3 separate regions of the Homo sapiens genome follow, and all the other regions are linked to region 3. A link is a loop called in an ENCODE intact Hi-C map of the cell type or tissue named here. Cell type or tissue: ascending aorta. All regions are shown on one strand. Links, peaks and the distances in the headings refer to the core of each region. The heading gives the core; the rest is flanking DNA. Region 1 overlaps FBXO42 (F-box protein 42). Region 2 holds the start of SZRD1 (SUZ RNA binding domain containing 1). Region 3 overlaps EPHA2 (EPH receptor A2).

The links. Peaks named below come from ENCODE experiments on the same cell type or tissue, not always from the same donor. Only the 100,000 strongest peaks of a DNase experiment are listed, where the experiment ranks them.
Region 1: a loop joins it to region 3, with 5 times the contacts of the local background. A loop is called at or near these places in 4 of 110 quality-filtered maps.
Region 2: a loop joins it to region 3, with 2.8 times the contacts of the local background. A loop is called at or near these places in 3 of 110 quality-filtered maps.

Annotation. Positions count from the first base shown.
Region 1 is chr1:16,244,893-16,251,816 of GRCh38, forward strand. It overlaps FBXO42 (F-box protein 42), which reads right to left. Exons shown (of 10, transcript NM_018994.3): 10 at 1,948-6,893. The coding sequence ends at 5,778. Among named protein-coding and RNA genes, the nearest start is that of CPLANE2, 11 kb to the left of the region's middle. In ascending aorta, for the core only: no CTCF peak of the experiment used is centred there; a DNase peak (open chromatin) is centred at 4,029; H3K4me3 peaks cover 441 bases; H3K27ac peaks cover 2,500 bases.
Region 2 is chr1:16,363,341-16,370,264 of GRCh38, forward strand. It overlaps SZRD1 (SUZ RNA binding domain containing 1), which reads left to right and starts at 3,902. Exons shown (of 4, transcript NM_001114600.3): 1 at 3,902-3,968. The coding sequence starts at 3,918. It also overlaps the pseudogene RPL22P3. RefSeq lists enhancers at 119-168, 239-388, 3,599-3,658, 4,409-4,698. In ascending aorta, for the core only: a CTCF peak has its summit at 4,201; DNase peaks (open chromatin) are centred at 2,736, 3,791 and 4,231; H3K4me3 peaks cover 1,723 bases; H3K27ac peaks cover 2,500 bases.
Region 3 is chr1:16,144,447-16,146,946 of GRCh38, forward strand. The region is part of intron 3 of EPHA2 (EPH receptor A2); the gene reads right to left. Among named protein-coding and RNA genes, the nearest start is that of EPHA2-AS1, 9.5 kb to the right of the region's middle. RefSeq lists enhancers at 1-460, 2,046-2,500. In ascending aorta, for the core only: no CTCF peak of the experiment used is centred there; DNase peaks (open chromatin) are centred at 955, 1,315, 1,675 and 2,035; H3K4me3 peaks cover 1,945 bases; H3K27ac peaks cover 2,500 bases.

The sequences.
Region 1 (6,924 bases), core at 2,574-5,073, 100 kb after region 3:
GACCCTGTTTGAACACTTCCAGCCGTGGGCAAATCATCACCTCACACAGCATCCACTGACATGCTGGCAGTGTTTGTGGGAAGAGAAGTAGTAAAGCCACTGAGACCAGAAGGTGGAACTTAGCTGGGAGTCTCTCCTTGGCCTGGGGGAGGTGAAAAGGCACAGAGCACTAAGACCCAGTCATGTGCGGCAGCACCACGCAGAGGCCAGCCTGCAGGATTTTCACGGGCAAAATTTTGGTGGATGCTTCCTCTCCTGCCTGGACGTGGGGGTGCTCAAAGCCTACCACTTCTAGGAACCTTTCTCAGGCCTCACGGGAGGAGTAATGAAGGCAAAACCTTGGGCTGAGGTGCTGATTCCTGCACTGTCTCCCCTTCCCCAGGCAGATTTTCAATTTACACCCGAATGTGCATAGGCCTCTGGCCCTTTATTTATTTGTTGGGAGATGGAGTCTCGCTTTGTTGCCCAGGCTGGAGTGCAGTGGTGCAATCTTGGCTCAATGCAGCCTCCACCTGGGTTCAAGTGATTCTCCTGCCTCAGCCTCCTGAGTAGCTAGGATTACAGGCGTGCACCACCATGCCTGGCTAATTTTTGTATCTGTAGTAGAGAAGGGGTTTTGCCATGTTGGTCAGGCTGGTCTTGAACTCCTGACCTCAAGGGATCCACCTGCCTTGGGCTCCCAAAGTATTGGGATTACGGGCGTGAGCCACCATGCCCAGCCCACTGACCCTTTAGTATCCAGAAAAGCAAGAACCCTGGCTGGGGAGTGCTGTGCTGGCCCTGCAGTGGAAGGCAGTAGCTGCCAACTTACTATGTGCTGGGCGTTGTGCTGGCGCTTTTCACATACAACTTCAATTAACCCACAGGCTCCTATAAGGTAGAAGCAACTACATTTACAGATGAGGAAGCTTGTATCCAAGGTTAAGTAGTAAGTAGGGAAAAGCAGGATTAAGCCATAGGCCTTCGGAGCTTCGGGACTGCGTTCCAAACCATCATCTGCTGTGCCTCTTCATGCCCCTGGGGCCCTGTGTCTTCATCTTTGCTTAGGGGGCCAGGGAAGATGCAAATGTCGTCCTGGCCCCTGGGCCTCTGCTCCAAGCTCATGACCACTCTTGGATGTCCATTGCAGGCTGGTACTGAGGCTCTGAAACACCAAGCCCTTCAAGCGTGATGGAGGGAGCTGGTTTATTATTAAATGGCATTGTCCCCAAGGAGTGGCAACTCTCCACCTCTCCATGAAAACACAACCTCCTAGAGAAGGTATCTCTTTCCAACTACTGTGCCTTCAATCTCCAACCTCAATTGTTTCCCATCAAGACAATTTTTTTTTTTTTTGTAACAGGGTCTTACTTTGTCGCCCAGGCTGGCATGCAGTGGCACAATCATGGCTCACTGCAGTCTTGACCTCCCTAGCTCAAGTGTGATCTTCCCATTCAGCCTCCTGAGTAGTTGGGACCACAAGCATACACCACCATGCTTGGGTAAATTTTTTTTTTTTTAGAGATGGGGTCTCACTATATTGCCCAGGCTGGTCTCAAACTCCTGGTCTAAGTGATCCTCCTGCCTCAGCCTCCCAAAGTGGTGGGATTACAGACATGAGCCACTGTGATTGACCTCTTTTTTTTTTTTTTGAGACAGTCTAACTCTGTTGCCCAGGCTGGAGTGCAGTGACACAAACTTGGCTCACTGCAACCTCTGCCTCCTGGGTTGGAGCAATTCTCCTGCCTCAGCCTCCCAAGTAGTTGGGATTACAGGTGCCTGCCACCATGCCCGGCTAATTTTTGTATTTTTAGTAGAGACAGGGTTTCACTATGTTGGCCAGGCTGGTATCAAACTCCTGACCTTGTGATCCGCCTGCCTCGGCCTCCCAAAGTGCTGGGATTACAAGCGTGAGCCACTGCGCCCGGCCAGACCTCTTTTCTTTTTCTTTTTTTGCTAATAAAACAGTTAAGACAATTGTCCATTTTATTTGTTAAATTGCTAAAAAGTCATCAGGGGAAAACATTAACAAAAAATGAAATTGACAGATTTAAATATCAATGAAATCCATGTTTCATTCCTACACTGTTATGTGCCCAAAATGACTATCTCAGGGTAAGCCACCTGGCATCCCTGAGTTGTATGGGAAACATCACTCACAGCACCAGCTTCGCCAGGGCACATGGGGTGTGCACTGACATGAACCCTGGTTGGAGGGAGGGGAGCAGAGCAAGTAGAGTGTACAATGGAGCCAACACCTAAAGTTTGCTCTCATTTGACAATGAACACGGTGAGAGGGAGCCACTTACTGGTAACCATGCAGAACATGCCTTCTGCAGTTCATGGAGAGGCTACATGGGACGCAGGCCTGGAAATTCAGCTTCCTCACCACCAGGCGTGGTTAGATCCTCCCCACTGACTTGTGCGCTGGTAAGAGACCATGGATAATGCAAAGTGGAGCATATCACCATGCCAGGATCACCACAAGGACAAGGACAGACAGACAGACCAACCAGGAATACCACTTTTAAGGGGGAAGGAAAGAGTGAAGCAGAAGGAAACCCAGAATGACAAGGTGAAAGAAAGGAAAGGGAAACATCTCTTTGTTCTCCATTGGCTGGTGGCTTTCTGTCCTCCAAAGTCAAGGCTTCTTAAGTTGGTTTTCTTTCTTCCTCCTCCTCCTCCTCTTTTCTTTATTTTAAAGAGTTCCAACACAGTTCCTAGAATAGTTCATGGTTTTCAGCTGTTGCTGTAAAACTCGAACATTAAAATCAAATCAATCCACAGACAGCTGGGAGGAGAGTAAGCCCAGTATGCCCTAAAATGAAATTTAAGCTTGTTTCAACACCAAATTTGTGCTCCCAAAGTGTAGGGTAGGGTGAGGTTGTGGAGTCCACCAACCAAATGAAGGGTGGAAATAGGAATGAAAACACAAAACCCGCTCTGCTGTATAACCTGTGAAATAAGAGAACAGGAAGCTCTGTCCAAGAGGGTAGGGAGAGACTAAAATTCTTAAGTAAGATGGACAAGGTGACCAGTGAAGTCACTAGGCCATGGGAGCTCTCAAAAGGCACACTTGCAGGAATGGAAGGGGTTAAAGCTTCAAGTAGAAACAAAATGAATTTTCAATAAATACGGATAAATATTTGCTTCAGGTGCTCCTGAGGGTTAAAAAAAATTTAGTCTCATTTTTCTCAGTGAATTTTAAGACAAAATTGGTATCATGTGAAAAATGGGGTCATGGTTCAATCTGGCCTGACTGCAGCATCCACGGCATTGTGGAAATGCTCGCCTTGGCCGAGACACGTGAAGTCCCACCGCACAGGTGGCTTCAGGAGGCCTGAGGAGACAATCACCTTCACTGTGTTGAATCACTTTCCCATGGTACACGCCCACAGTGCCCAGGAGCTACCAAGACCAACCATAATGGGGGCAGACAAGGCAGATTTTTCTTAAAAAGCTGTAAGCAAACAGTCTGGTTCCAGGCAGTATGCGTCAAACTGGAATTCAATGGAGTTCAGAGGAACCAGATTACTTTCTAAGACAATCAACATATCTGTTGCCTGCCTACTTGGGGGAAGTGGAAGGAATCAACACGTTAACAGCTGGCTTAGGAAGGCCACAGGACTAAGGGAAAGACTGTAAGGTTGAGATTCTGTACTTTCAGGTTTCTAATATACTTTATATTTAGATAGGAACTACTGAGTTTGGAGGCACAGTCCATGCACAAACACAATGTCCTAACACAAGGTACAGCAATAGCGGTAACACCTGAATTGCTAGCCTTCTGGCCCAGCTTTCCCTTGTAAATAAGGACCCCACATGATCGAACAGTCTTTGCCAAGCAAGGATTGGCAACAGCACCAGAGCCTGAGTCGCGAAAGGGAAGTGTGGAGCTCCAAGCAGTTGGATGCCACATAAGTAGACACATGTTGTTTCCTCATTGAAGGGAACACAAAGAGCAGTTTCTGGAACACATACCCCTCCCCACAAGCTAGGCTTGGCACCAGGGTGGCTTTCCTACGAAGACCACATCATAAAAGCTAATGGCTAAGGGAAAGGATTCAGCATGATGTAACAGGAGAAAACACACTTATCAGTACACTTAGGCTGCCAGATGCTGGCTGAAAGCCAGGACCCAGGGCCAGCTGCAGCAGGCTTTGTGCCTGAGAAACGCTAATAATAAAAAGAGGAGTGTCAGGGTGGCAAGGTGATGTTTTGAAATTAGGATTTAAATTTCAAAACAAAACAAAGGCAAAACAAAAATCCTCTTTCCACTGATGAGAAATCACCAAAAATCCCTATTTAAATGGTGCCATTTGAAATAAACTTATTTTGACATCTCCTATGCCCAGGCCATGGTTGAGACTAGTAACTTTCTGTATCAAGCAAAGAAATGCTCTACTTGGTTACACCTTAATCTCAGAAATGAAGTGAAAGTAAAAACCCAAGCCCTATTTGGGTGACACATGAAGAAGACAAGTGCAAAGGATGGAGCTGTTTCTGAGGTCAGCCATGCGTCAAGAAGTCAAGTACATGATTCTCAACTCCATCACCTGCCAATAGCCAGGAAGAGGAATATATGTCACCACAAGGAAAAAAACATTTCTAAAAAGAACTGTTATTGGAATTCCCTTCCAGAATCAATTTCCACATTCTACAAATATGGGATGAGTGTGCTCAATGTGCTTTGGAAGTAAAAAGAAGCCCATAGGGAAAAAACAGTATCTTTTGATGCTTGCTTCAAAGATTTCTCACAATATTGGCATCTTAGAATTCCCTACTGGCCCCCTAGTGACACCAGGGAAAGGGTTCCACAAGTATTTCTAAGCAGCTTCTGATTTCTGTAGGCACCTGAGCTTTGTAAAAGAAACAGAAAGTCAGACAGGTTTTAGGACTTCACCACATATGAAAAAAAAAAAAGAAAAGAAAAAAGGTAGAAGAAAAAAGCAGCCTGTAAGTGAATGGAAAAGGCAGTTTCCAAGTACCATGTTCTAAGGGAAGAAAGAGGAGAATAAATATGTTTTTTGGCAACTTGCCACCAAATATGATTGATTGTCAGAAATTTCCACAATCAGACACAAAATGTTTTCTGAGACACACAAGAAGCACTCCAAAGACCAATGGACACTACTAGGCGGTCAGATGTTGGCTGCATAAACATTATTTCACAATGACCCGGCACACAAATGTGGAATAAAATCCTTTGTTGGGTAACTTTCCTCAGCCATAAAAGGCAAGAGGGGGCCAGGCACTGGCATTTCTGCAGAGCTGTCACAGGTCCTCTGTGGTTTTAAGAGAAGGGGAAAAACAGTTACTTTTACCCCGACAGCACCTGAAGCATGAGAGTCTAAAACCCTCCACCTTTGCAACTTACATATGCCCTTTCATTTTTTAACTCCAAGAAGGCCACATAAAGATTTACAGGGGGCTCTTCAGTTTCTTTTGGGAAGTTACTGATGTTAGTCTATTCTCTAACTTCTTGGTCTAGTTACCAGCAAGGTAGAAAAAGGCAGCCCAGCCCCTGTTAAAACACAGCAACAACTTTATCTGAACCAGGATGGAAATCTCTCCCTTTTTTTGTCAACAGAGTTGGCTATATAATATATATATATATATTTATATATAATTTTTTTTCTTAATGGAGATTTGATCCCAGCCTGGAGTGACTTCGGTTGGGAATTAAAGAGTTTTGGCTTCTGGGAGTAATTTTGTTTTCCCAATTCTCAGTCCAAATGCTTACACACTGGAAAATTCCAAATTAAAAGCCACAGAAAAGGAAAGGGGTTTAGAACACATTATCTCTTTGCTCGTACAAAGTACAAGGCGTTTGTTTTTGGATAGTACTTCACATTCTGTTTCTTGTCCATGAGTCCTCCAAATATGATGAGTTCACCCCTGCCTTGTACCACGGTATGCAGGCTGGTTTCAGGAGGTCCAACCACAGAACTGCTATTAAATACTTTCCATTTGACCCGCCCCTTCTCCTTGGTGTCTTTAATGTCCAGCACGTACATCTGCATGGGCTTGCAGTTCATACTCTGGTATAGGGGTTTGCCAACATTTAGGGACTGTGGAGGGTGGTGGCCCAGGCGGCGAGCAATGGGAGGTAAGGAATGTCCATCTCCTTGGGCAGGCCCTGGGCGAGGGATGGGCACTGTTTCTCCACTGCTCAAACTCTGGCTCCCAGGAGAGCCTGGAGAAGACCCAAGAGGAGGACTTAGTGCTGCAGAGGCCGAGGGGCCTTTGGAGGACATCGCTTTGATGGCTTCCAGACTCCGACGCAGGGCACCTGGGGAGACGGCCCCTGCAAGGGCACTGGCCACGTGAGGTGGGGTATGCACACCATTTGTCTGTTCAGGAGGGTGTCTCATACTTCCCCCAACTGTCCTATTGTCCATGCCATCCATGGGATTACTACTGGAAGCGGGTTTCAGATCCCAATTCAGATCTATGGATCCTAATCTCAGATCTTTCTGATCTGGTAGTGATCCTCGTCGGGGGGCCAAAGAAAGTCCTATTTTCAGGTCGTATCCTTCAGGAGCAGATGGAGTACTTGGAGATATGGCCTGTACAGGACTGTCCAAAGAAGAGCCACCCACAGCTGCCGTTCCTGGAGACAAACTCCCACCATTGAGGATAGGAGAGCCGTCTCCTCTGGCTGGGGAAAGGCTCCCTTCCCGGGAACCTGAAGGAGTCTGCCTTTGAGCCCTGGGTCTCAGTGTTCCCCAGCGGCCGTTAACACAAGGAGCTTCATCCATGCTTCTTACTGGAGACTGAGAGCGGTACTCTCGGGTTTCAGGAACGAGAGCTGGAGGAGTGGCACTGATAGGTGATGGGCGAGAGTTCAAACTGGGGCTGAGTGGGGCTCTCCCACTAGGAGCCTGGCTGAAGACCACCACACACTGTCCCACCTGGAAGACAAAGGACCAGTGCTCACACTCT
Region 2 (6,924 bases), core at 2,677-5,176, 220 kb after region 3:
CAAGGGGTCTATGTGATTAACTAAGACTGACCTCCTGGTTACCCATTTTGTGGAACAAAAACTATTTCATTTGCAGCATTTTCAGATGATTTCCAAGGTCTCCATCTTTCTTGTCTCCTTGAAAATGCAGTCCCAGAAATGCACAACTAATGCTTTTGTTAAGGGTCGTTGCCCAATATGCTAAATTGTAAGAAACCATCTCCCTCTGCTGGTAATATGGCATAACGACAAAGCTTAAATATAGGAGTCACTTGCATTTAGGAAAAACTATTGCTCCAGAACGAGGTTATGTCTGACAGTTTCTGTATACTTTTTTTTTTTTTAGACGGACTCTTGCTCTGTCGCCCAGGCTGGAGTGCAGTGGTGCGATCTCGGCTCACTGCAAGCTCTGCCTCCCAGGTTCACACCATTCTCCTGCCTCAGCCTCCCGAGTAGCTGGGACTACAGGCGCCCACCACCACACACGGCTAATTTTTTTTTTTTTTTGTATTTTTAGTAGAGACGGGGTTTCACCGTGTTAGCCAGGATGGTCTCAATCTCCTGACCTCGTGATCTGCCCGCCTTGGCCTCCCAAAGTGCTGGGATTTACAGGCGTGAGCCACCGCGCCCAGCCCCGTCTGACAGTTTCAACCACTTTGCTGTTGCCAAGACTCAGTCAGGATAATTTACTTCAACGAATGGGTTCACAGTAGAATGTATTCCAAGTAAATATAATCTCACAGAGTGAATAAGCCAAAAATCCATGAAATTGGTGAACTCAACAGAATTACTGAGTTTTTGTGTGGTTTTTTTTTTTGGTTTTTGTTTGTTTGTTTGTTTTTTGAGATGGAATCTCACTGTCACCCAGGCTGGAGTGCAGTGGCATGATCTCGGCTCACTGGAACCTCCACCTCCCGGGTTCAAGCGATTCTCCTGCCTCTGCCTCCTGAGTAGCTGGGATTACAGGCATGCGCCACCACGCCTGGCTAATTTTTGTATTTTTAGTAGAGACGGGGTTTCACCATGTTGGTCGGGCTGGTCTACGAACTCCTGACCTCGTGATCCGCCTGCCTTGGCCTCCCAAAGTGCTGGGATTACAGGCGTGAGCCACTGCGCTCGGCCGAGAATTACTTGAGTTTTAGAGACTTAAAAGCTGCTAGTGGAATATCCATGTGGAGATGGCAATAAGAAGCCTAGCTGTAAAAATCAGAATCAGAAACACCAGGTCAGTTCACAGCTAGAAGTCAACTTTGGCAGTCTTCAGCATACAGTGGGTGGCTTATACCATGAACATCTAGGTAAGAACAGTGGACTGAGGACAGACCCTGGAAATGAACAATATTTCAGAGTCAGGAAGTTGTGAAACCAGAGAATTAGTAAGCATATCACTTAAGCTTCTAAATAAAGACCAGTAACATTTAACACATGGTTGCAGTTTATGATGATAATCATTAAGAATACAAATAACAGGACGGGCAGAGTGGTTCACACCTGTAATCCCAACACTTTGGGAGATTGAGGCAGGCAGATCATCTGAGGTTAGGGGTTCCAGACCAGTCTGGCCAACATGGTGAAACCTGGCCTCTACTAAAAATACAAAAATTAGCTGGGCATAGTGGCAAGCACCTATAGTCTCAGCTACTCGGGAGGCTGAGGCAGGAGAATCACATGAACCCAGGAGGCAGAGGCTGCAATGAGCCAAGATTGCGCCACTGCACTCCAGCCTGGGCGACAGTGAGACTATGTCTAAAAAAAAAAAAAAAAGAATACAAATTATGAAATTTCACAGCAGGAAGGTTTTACTTCAGAAAGATTAATGGCATACTAAAAATACAAGAAAAAACACATTCCAAGTCAGATAACTTGGTTATAGCAGCCAAATGCAACACTACTGAATGACATGTATTTAAAACTGAGAGAAAAACAGGAACATGTCAGTAAGAATATAAACACATGGTGTTTGCTTATCTCCCTGCCTTTTTTTTTTTTTTTGAGACAGAGTCTCGCTTTGTTGCCCAGGCTGGAGTGCAATGGCGCAATCTTGGCTCACTGCAACCTCTGCCTCCTGGGTTCAAGCAACTCTCCTGCCTCAGCTTCCCAAGTAGCTGGGATTACAGGTGCTTGCCACCACATCCGGCTAATTTTTGTATCTTTAGTAGAGATGGGGTTTCACCATGTTGACCAGGCTAGTCTTGAACTCCTGACCTCAACTGATTCGCCCACCTCAGCCTCCCACAGTGTTGGGATTATAGGCGTGAGCCACCGCGCCTGGCATCTCCCTGTCCTTATATTTTAAGAAAGGATGATTACAGAAGTGACAATTATAAATCTTCCTCGGGCAGACAAGACACTCCCATAATGATAATAGCTAACCCTTAGGACTCTTACTATGGGTCAGGCACTGTTCTAGGCATTTCAGCATAGTAACTGGTTAAATTCTTACAATCTACTTTTGAAGTAGCTATCTCTAATGTATACACTTGGGGAACTGAGACATAGAATCCTTATGTAACTTGCGTTAAGATCACACAGCTTTTTTTTTTTTTTTTAGTAGAGATGGGCTTTTGCCTCGTTGCCCAGGCTGGTCTCAAACTGCAGGGCTCAAGCGATCCCCCCGCCTCACCCTTCCAAAGTGCTGGGATTATAGGCGTGAGCCACCATGCCCGGCCACATAAATAACTTTTTTTTGAGATAGAGTTTTGCTCTTGTTGTCCAGGCTGGAGTGCAATGGCGCAATCTTGGCTCACTGCAACCTCCGCCTCCCAGGCTCAAGCGATCTTCCCGCCTCAGCCTCCCGAGTAGGTGGGATTACAGGCATGTGCCACCATGCCCAGCTAATTTTGCATTTTAAGTAGAGACGGGGTTTCTCCGTGTTGGTCAGGCTGGTCTCGAACTCTTGACCTCAGGTGATCTGCCCACCTTGGCCTCCCAAAGTGGGATTACAGGTGTGAGCCACTACGCCTGCCCTGACATAAATAATTTTTTTTTTTTTTGAGACAGAGCCTCACTCTGTCGGCCAGGCTGGAGTGCAGTGGCATGATCTCGGCTCACTGCAACCTCCACCTCCCTGGCTCAAGCAGTTCTCCTGCCTCAGCCTCCGGAGTAGCTGGGATTATAGGCGTGTGCCACCATGCCCAGCTAATTTTTGTATTTGTAGTAGAGACGGGGTTTCACCATGTTGGCCAGGCTGGTCTTGAACTCCTGACCTCAGGTAATCCGCCTGTCTCGGCCTCCCAAAGTGCTGGGATTACAGGCGTGAGCCACCGCGCCTGGCCAGTAATTTTTAGAGGTAATACTAACGTATTTATCTACCATTAAAGACCCAGGAGAACTTAGTAGCTGGGAATCCCACTGGTTCTCCCAACTGAGGTGCAATATTATCTTTACCGTCTTTACCTTACGGTAGCGGATATAGTGTTAATAAATGATTAGAATACTGCTTTATGAGCAGGAAATACTGTAATGATTTTCACCCTATCAGAAATAATAAAATGTTTTCTGCATCAGCAGATATTTTTCATCATTTGTTGGTGTTTAAAAATGTTTTCAGAATTCTGAAGATACCATTATCTGTAGTTTAGGAAAACTACGACTCACTTTAAAAGAAAAAAAGTTTTCTTTAATTGCCTGCCCTTAGAAAAGATGGTTCCACAGAACACACTTCCGGTACTCGAGATGAGGACTTCCCTTGAACGCCCATTCTGTAAGACAGATAACGCGTTGGCCCTTAAGAAAGATGGCATCTTTCCGCCTTCTCTGCCCCCTTCCAAGATGGCTGCCCTAATGTACACTTGGGACCTTGCCTGGCGCCTCTTCCGGGCTTGGCAGCGGGCGGGGTCCATTGAGTAAAGCCTTGCGTGCCTGCGCCCGCGACGGAGGCGCGCTTCAAAGCGCAGGCGCGGGGAGGGGGTGGGGGAGGAGGGAAAGCGGCGAGTAAGATGGAAGATGAGGAGGTCGCTGAGAGCTGGGAAGAGGCGGCAGACAGCGGGGTAAGGAGGAGCCGCCGTCCCATGGCAGGGCCGGGCGAGACCTGGCGTGAGGGGAGCCTCCGGGGAGCGGGTCTGGAGATAGTTCTCCCCAAGGAAGGGCCCCATACGCCGGGCTGGGGGTGGTGGAGAGGCCCCCAGTTCCTGAGCGCCGTGAAGGCCTCTTAAAGGGGCCGCGATCCATTTCTCTCCTTTCCTTTGCCTGGTGCGCCTCCCTCCGCCCACTAACGCGCGCGTCACCCGGGGCGCCCCACCCGCCACCCGGGGCCTCCTTTCCTGACCCCCCGCGCCCACTTGCTGGCCGTGGGCCTCTGTGACTCTTTCCGATGAGCCTTGTGGCCCGAGGCACCATTTTAAAGTTCTTGTGCTCTGACCGGGACGGACACACCATGTGGGTGGTGGTGGGGCTTGCGCGGACCAAGGAGGCATGTCCGGCTTCGCAGGAAAGCGGGAGGAGGCAGCCGAGGGCGGGGGGAAATTGAATCCTCTTTGGGCTACTCAACTCTGCTAAAATCCCCCACCATCCGTCACGGTGGACGAGTCGGGTTTTTTTTCTCTTTCACTTTTACTCCAAGAAGAGTTTGTGGGCAGGCAGGCAGGTCTCACGGGGACTCTGCCAAAGCAACCGAAAGCTCTGCGGGGCAGCTCCTCTGCCACTCAGCGATCCGAGGCCCCGGGAAGGTCTAGGAGTTCGCTTGTCGGAGTCCAGGGTGTGATATGTAAAACAGCCACATTCTTGGGAGAGGAGTGGGGAGATGGACCGTTCGACTTGTTTTTGGAGTTTTTGTTTGCCTCCAGAAACTGTAGGAAAATAGTTTATCTCAAAGAGGATCTGTCAATTCTCTTAGATTTGTGAATAATTTGGTCTTTTCAGAGTTTGTCTGTGGTGACCCTTGTGAATATGGGGAGATGCTTTTTTTGTCTCCCCGTGTTCGCGTCTGTTCAATGCTGGCTGCACTGACATCCACCTTAAAGGTTTACGTGTGCGAGGAGTCGAGCGTACCAGGGTAGAGTAGGCGCTGGGTTTTTTTTCCTAAGCGCTTTTTGGGGGTGCTTATGAGCTCTGGAAGAGGCCGGGAAATTGACCCTGGCAGCAGTCAGTGGGTGTATCTAGCTCTACGGGAATGTTGAAACTTGGCTTTGAAGTTTTTTCCGCTGGTTCAGCATTTCTCTCAACGGTTGTTTATGTTTTTCCATTTAGCATAATTGAGAATTTGAAGGATTCGTTCGTTCAGAGGATATTTAGTAGAGTTCTTAATGTGACAACCATCTTTCTTGAGTTTTGGCTTAAGAAAGTTAAAGATTTTATAGGGAGTAACAGGTGTCAGTTGGCTCCTTGTTCATTCAACCAGCATTTTTGAGTGTCTGCTATATGCTAGGCAGTGTGCTTATCAGTGACTTTGTGCCAGAAAATGCAACATTTTCGGTACAGGCGTTTATTGCCTACCACTAATCTGAGTGAATCATCCAGACATCCCTATAAAAAAGCTTGGCTTACAACTTTAATATCATGCAAATGATACGTTTCTTGGGCATCTTGGCCTTTCTTTGGTTTTCCTCACCTGTTTCAAAGGGTCATAAATCCCTCATGTTAGAGAAGTTGGAGGCAAATGAACAAAAATGAATAGGATTCAGCAGAAATTGGGGCTTACTTTAGTTTTTCAGAATGGGTAAGTCAATTAGAAATAGCTAGTACAGTCCCCCATTTAACAGCTGAATAAGCCTAGAGATGTGAGATTTAGAGACTTAGGTCTTTCTGACGCTTGTCGCGTGTTCTTTCTTTTTTCTTTTGGTTCCCAAGTTTTATTGAAAAACTTATACAAAATATTCCAGATAAATGAAATTTAATCCTCATCTTCCTCCTCTTTGTCCTGGTTAATCTGGAAGTAACATAATTTGTAGCTATCTTTGCTGTTAGTAACTAGGAGCAACCAATCACGTAAATTATTCTTCATATATGTTTTGGTGAGATATTTGAAATACCTTTTGGAGAAAGGCACCTCGGATGTCACGTTGATCTTGCTCTTACTCCTTTCAATGGTCGCCATCCCTCCACCAAGGTTCTCAGCTTTTCCGTTCACTTTGATCCTTTCTTGCAAAAACTGCTCAAAATTGGCAGCATCCATGATTCCATCTTCTACGGGGTGAGTGCATTCAAGAGTGAACTTCAGAACCTGCTTCTTTTTTTTGCCCCCCTTCACCACAGGCTTTTTCACAGAAGCCATGGCAGCAGCGGAGGCAGAAAGCCAGAGTTCTTTCTGCTATCCCTTACTTTAGTAATATCCTTTAAAAATGTACCGCGGCCAGGTGCTGTGGCTCACGCCTGTAATCCCAGCACTGTGGGAGGCTGAGGTGGGTGGATAACCTGAGGTTAGGAGTTCCAGACCAGCCTGGCCAACATGGTGAAACCCCATCTCTACTAAAAATACAAAAATTAGCTGGACCCTATGGTACATACCTGTAATCCTAGCTACTTGGGAGGCTGAGCCAGGAGAATTGCTTGAACCTAGGAGGCGGAGGTTGCAGTGAGCCGAGATCATGCCATTGCACTCCAGCCTGGGCAACAAGAGTGAAACTCCATCAAAAAAAAAAACAAAAAAAAAAAACTACAGAGGTGGAACACAAACCTTGCCTTATTGACATCATGAACACTTCTGCCAAAATGCAGGTTCTCTAATATATTTTATTTAATTGAATCCTTGAAACAACCTGTTGAGGCATTGTCCCCCTTTTATAGACAAGGAAACGGAGGTTTCGAGAGTAACCTGTTTTGCGCAAGATCACACAGCTGGGGGAAGCTGGGATTTGATCCCAAGCATGTCTGACTTCAAGGCTGGGCTTTTTTTCTCTAGCATTTTGCTGCTACCTCTCTACCTGGGGACATGTGGAAAATTTGGGAATTGGGTGTTCTTTCTTTTCCTTTTTTTTTTTTTTGTTTGAGAGAAGGTCTTACTCCATT
Region 3 (2,500 bases), core at 1-2,500:
CATGGCCCGAGACCACCCTGTCTAAAGACCACCTTAACCACAGACATACCCTGGCCAGGGGACTCCTCCCTGTCAGCTATGGACTTTAGGCCACTGGGGCTGTAAGCAGTGGGACCCCTCCTCACCACACTTGTGTCACACAGTCAACAGCTTCCCCGGTGTTCAGACTGAGCCCCAGTGGGAAACCACAGGAGGGAAGCTCGGATCACCAGGTTGACAGCGTCCTTCAGGGCCACAGGTCCAGCCCACTCATTTTACAGATGGGGGTGGGACCCCAAGGGGACCTGCTAAGGTCATACAGCCTGTGGGTGGAAGGACACACACCAGGGGCAACTGCCTTCCTGTGCCAGGCCCCCGTTCTTTTGGTCACTGTTCACTGCTTCCTCTCCGGACCTCAGTTTCCTCATCTGTAAAATGGGGATCAAGTCCTCATCCTCTCTGGGTTGTGTGTGAAGATGGAAGAAAGCCCTGCTTATGAGATGTCCAGCATGGTGCCTGGAATGCGGTGTCCCTATGAACTAGGGGATCATGAAACTACAGTAGGGAGGGGACCTCCCCAAGGGGCTGGGCCCCTTGAGGGAGCAGGAGCCTCTCAGGAGGGAATCTCCAACTCCCCACAACCCCAGCTCTGGCCTCCCAGCTGTTCAGCTGAGCCACTGGCCAAGGCTGCTGGCCACCTGCTCACCTGACCAGCGGTCCCCAGGGCTGAGGCGCCAGCAGGGGCCCCGCCAGCTGCTGAGGCCAGCACAGGAAGCGGAGACATGGAGACAAAGCAGCCCCCGGGGGACAGCGGTCAGCCCGAGCGACTCCACTGTCCCCGCAGGCAGGGCCGGGGGCAGGGCGGGGGAACCAAGGGAAGCTGGCTCATTCCTGACATAGTTCATGGGAGCGCTCCGGGCAGCGTGCCCACCTGCCGCACACAGCACCTGGGAGGTGCCTCCCTTCCTCTGCCCACTTAACTCTTTCCTGAGCTCTGGGCTTCCTGGGGAAAGAACCCTGAGGAGAAACGGACAAACTGGGAATAACCTAGACAAGGTGCCAGGTGACCTCAGGGTGCCCCGCCTCGCTCTGGGTCTGGTTTGTCACCAGCAGGAGCCCCAGTGAAAGAATCTGGGTCTCCAGGCCTGGGGAGGGTCCGGCAGGGAGGGCAGACCCTGTGCCTCCCTCTGGTTCTCCCTCAATGTACCCAGCAGTGCCCTCTCCAGGACCCCTGCCTCCAACAGAGCCCCCAAGCCCCTGCAACAGACCCTGCCATCCCCAGGGCTGGCCAGAGAGCCTACCCCAGGGCCAGGAGCTGAGTCAGGGATTCCAAAGGAACTGGTCACTTCCCGCCCCATTTCCTGACCCATCCTGCAGCCTGGGCGCCGCTGCACCGCCTGGATTCAGATCCTGATGCAGCCACATCCTAGCTGTGTGACTTCAGGCAAGCCTCTTTAGCTCTCTGAACCTCAGTTTCCTGGTCTATCAAATGGGATTGATCACAGTCCCTGCCACGCAGAAAGGCGGTGTGGATTCCGCTCGCATGTCTGATAAAGCGCTTGCTTGGCTCAGCGCCTGCCCCTCGGACGACACCCGTCTACGGTAGCGACTGTCATCACTTCCAGCAGCAGCATGGCCAGGGGCTGCTGAGAGAAGTCTAGAGGTATAAAGAGGAGCCAGCCGGGCGTTCCTGGCATCTCGCGCACCGGCACCCAGCCACACTGAAAGGAATTTTGGTGGGAGGATCCCGAGGAGGAACAATCCGGCAGTAGGTGACTAGCGATTGACAGGGTTCCACGAACTAAGTCGGAAATTTCGCTCTTGGAAACTTGTCCTCCTGCTGGGCTGATCTTCCCAACAGGGGGCTGCTCGGCTCTCTGCAAACAAAATCTGCCAGAACCCTGACCCCCCACCTCTAGAGGAGGGAAGGCTGCCCCGCTTCCTGGAGAGACACCCCCACCCCAACCGTCCACTTATCTCTGCGGGGCCTGCCTCACCAGCCTGTGGAAAGTTTTCAGCTGCCCCTCACCCCCACCCCCGCATTCTTGTGCGAGGATGTCATGTGGGAGGAGCCTGCTCGCCCCACTGGGCTGCCTCGTCCCGGCCCCCTCAACCGCACTCATTGTCTGAAACTGAGAGTATGCATTCGAGGTCACCTAAAGCAGGGGCCGCCTGGGGAAGGGGGGCTCGCTCAGCAGAGGGGAGCTGGGAAGACAAGGGGGCGATGGCATGGGCCGGAGCAGAGCCTACACCACAGGCTTATGGCCAGAAAGCTCGTAGGGAACTTCTCATCGGGGGGTTTACAGACCGTGTTAAGTAAGGTTCTGAGGACTTGCTTTAGGAGGCAAGTAGGGCCCATCACAAAGGGCTTCAGTGTCCTCCAACCCTTCAACCCCCTCCAGGGGCTGCAGGATCCATGGCTAGAAAACAAGCATAAAGTCTGCTGGTGCTGTTGAACTTTCTCATTTTACTCAAAGGAAACCCAAGACCAGAGATGAGGGGGGAGTTAGCCAAGGTGTGT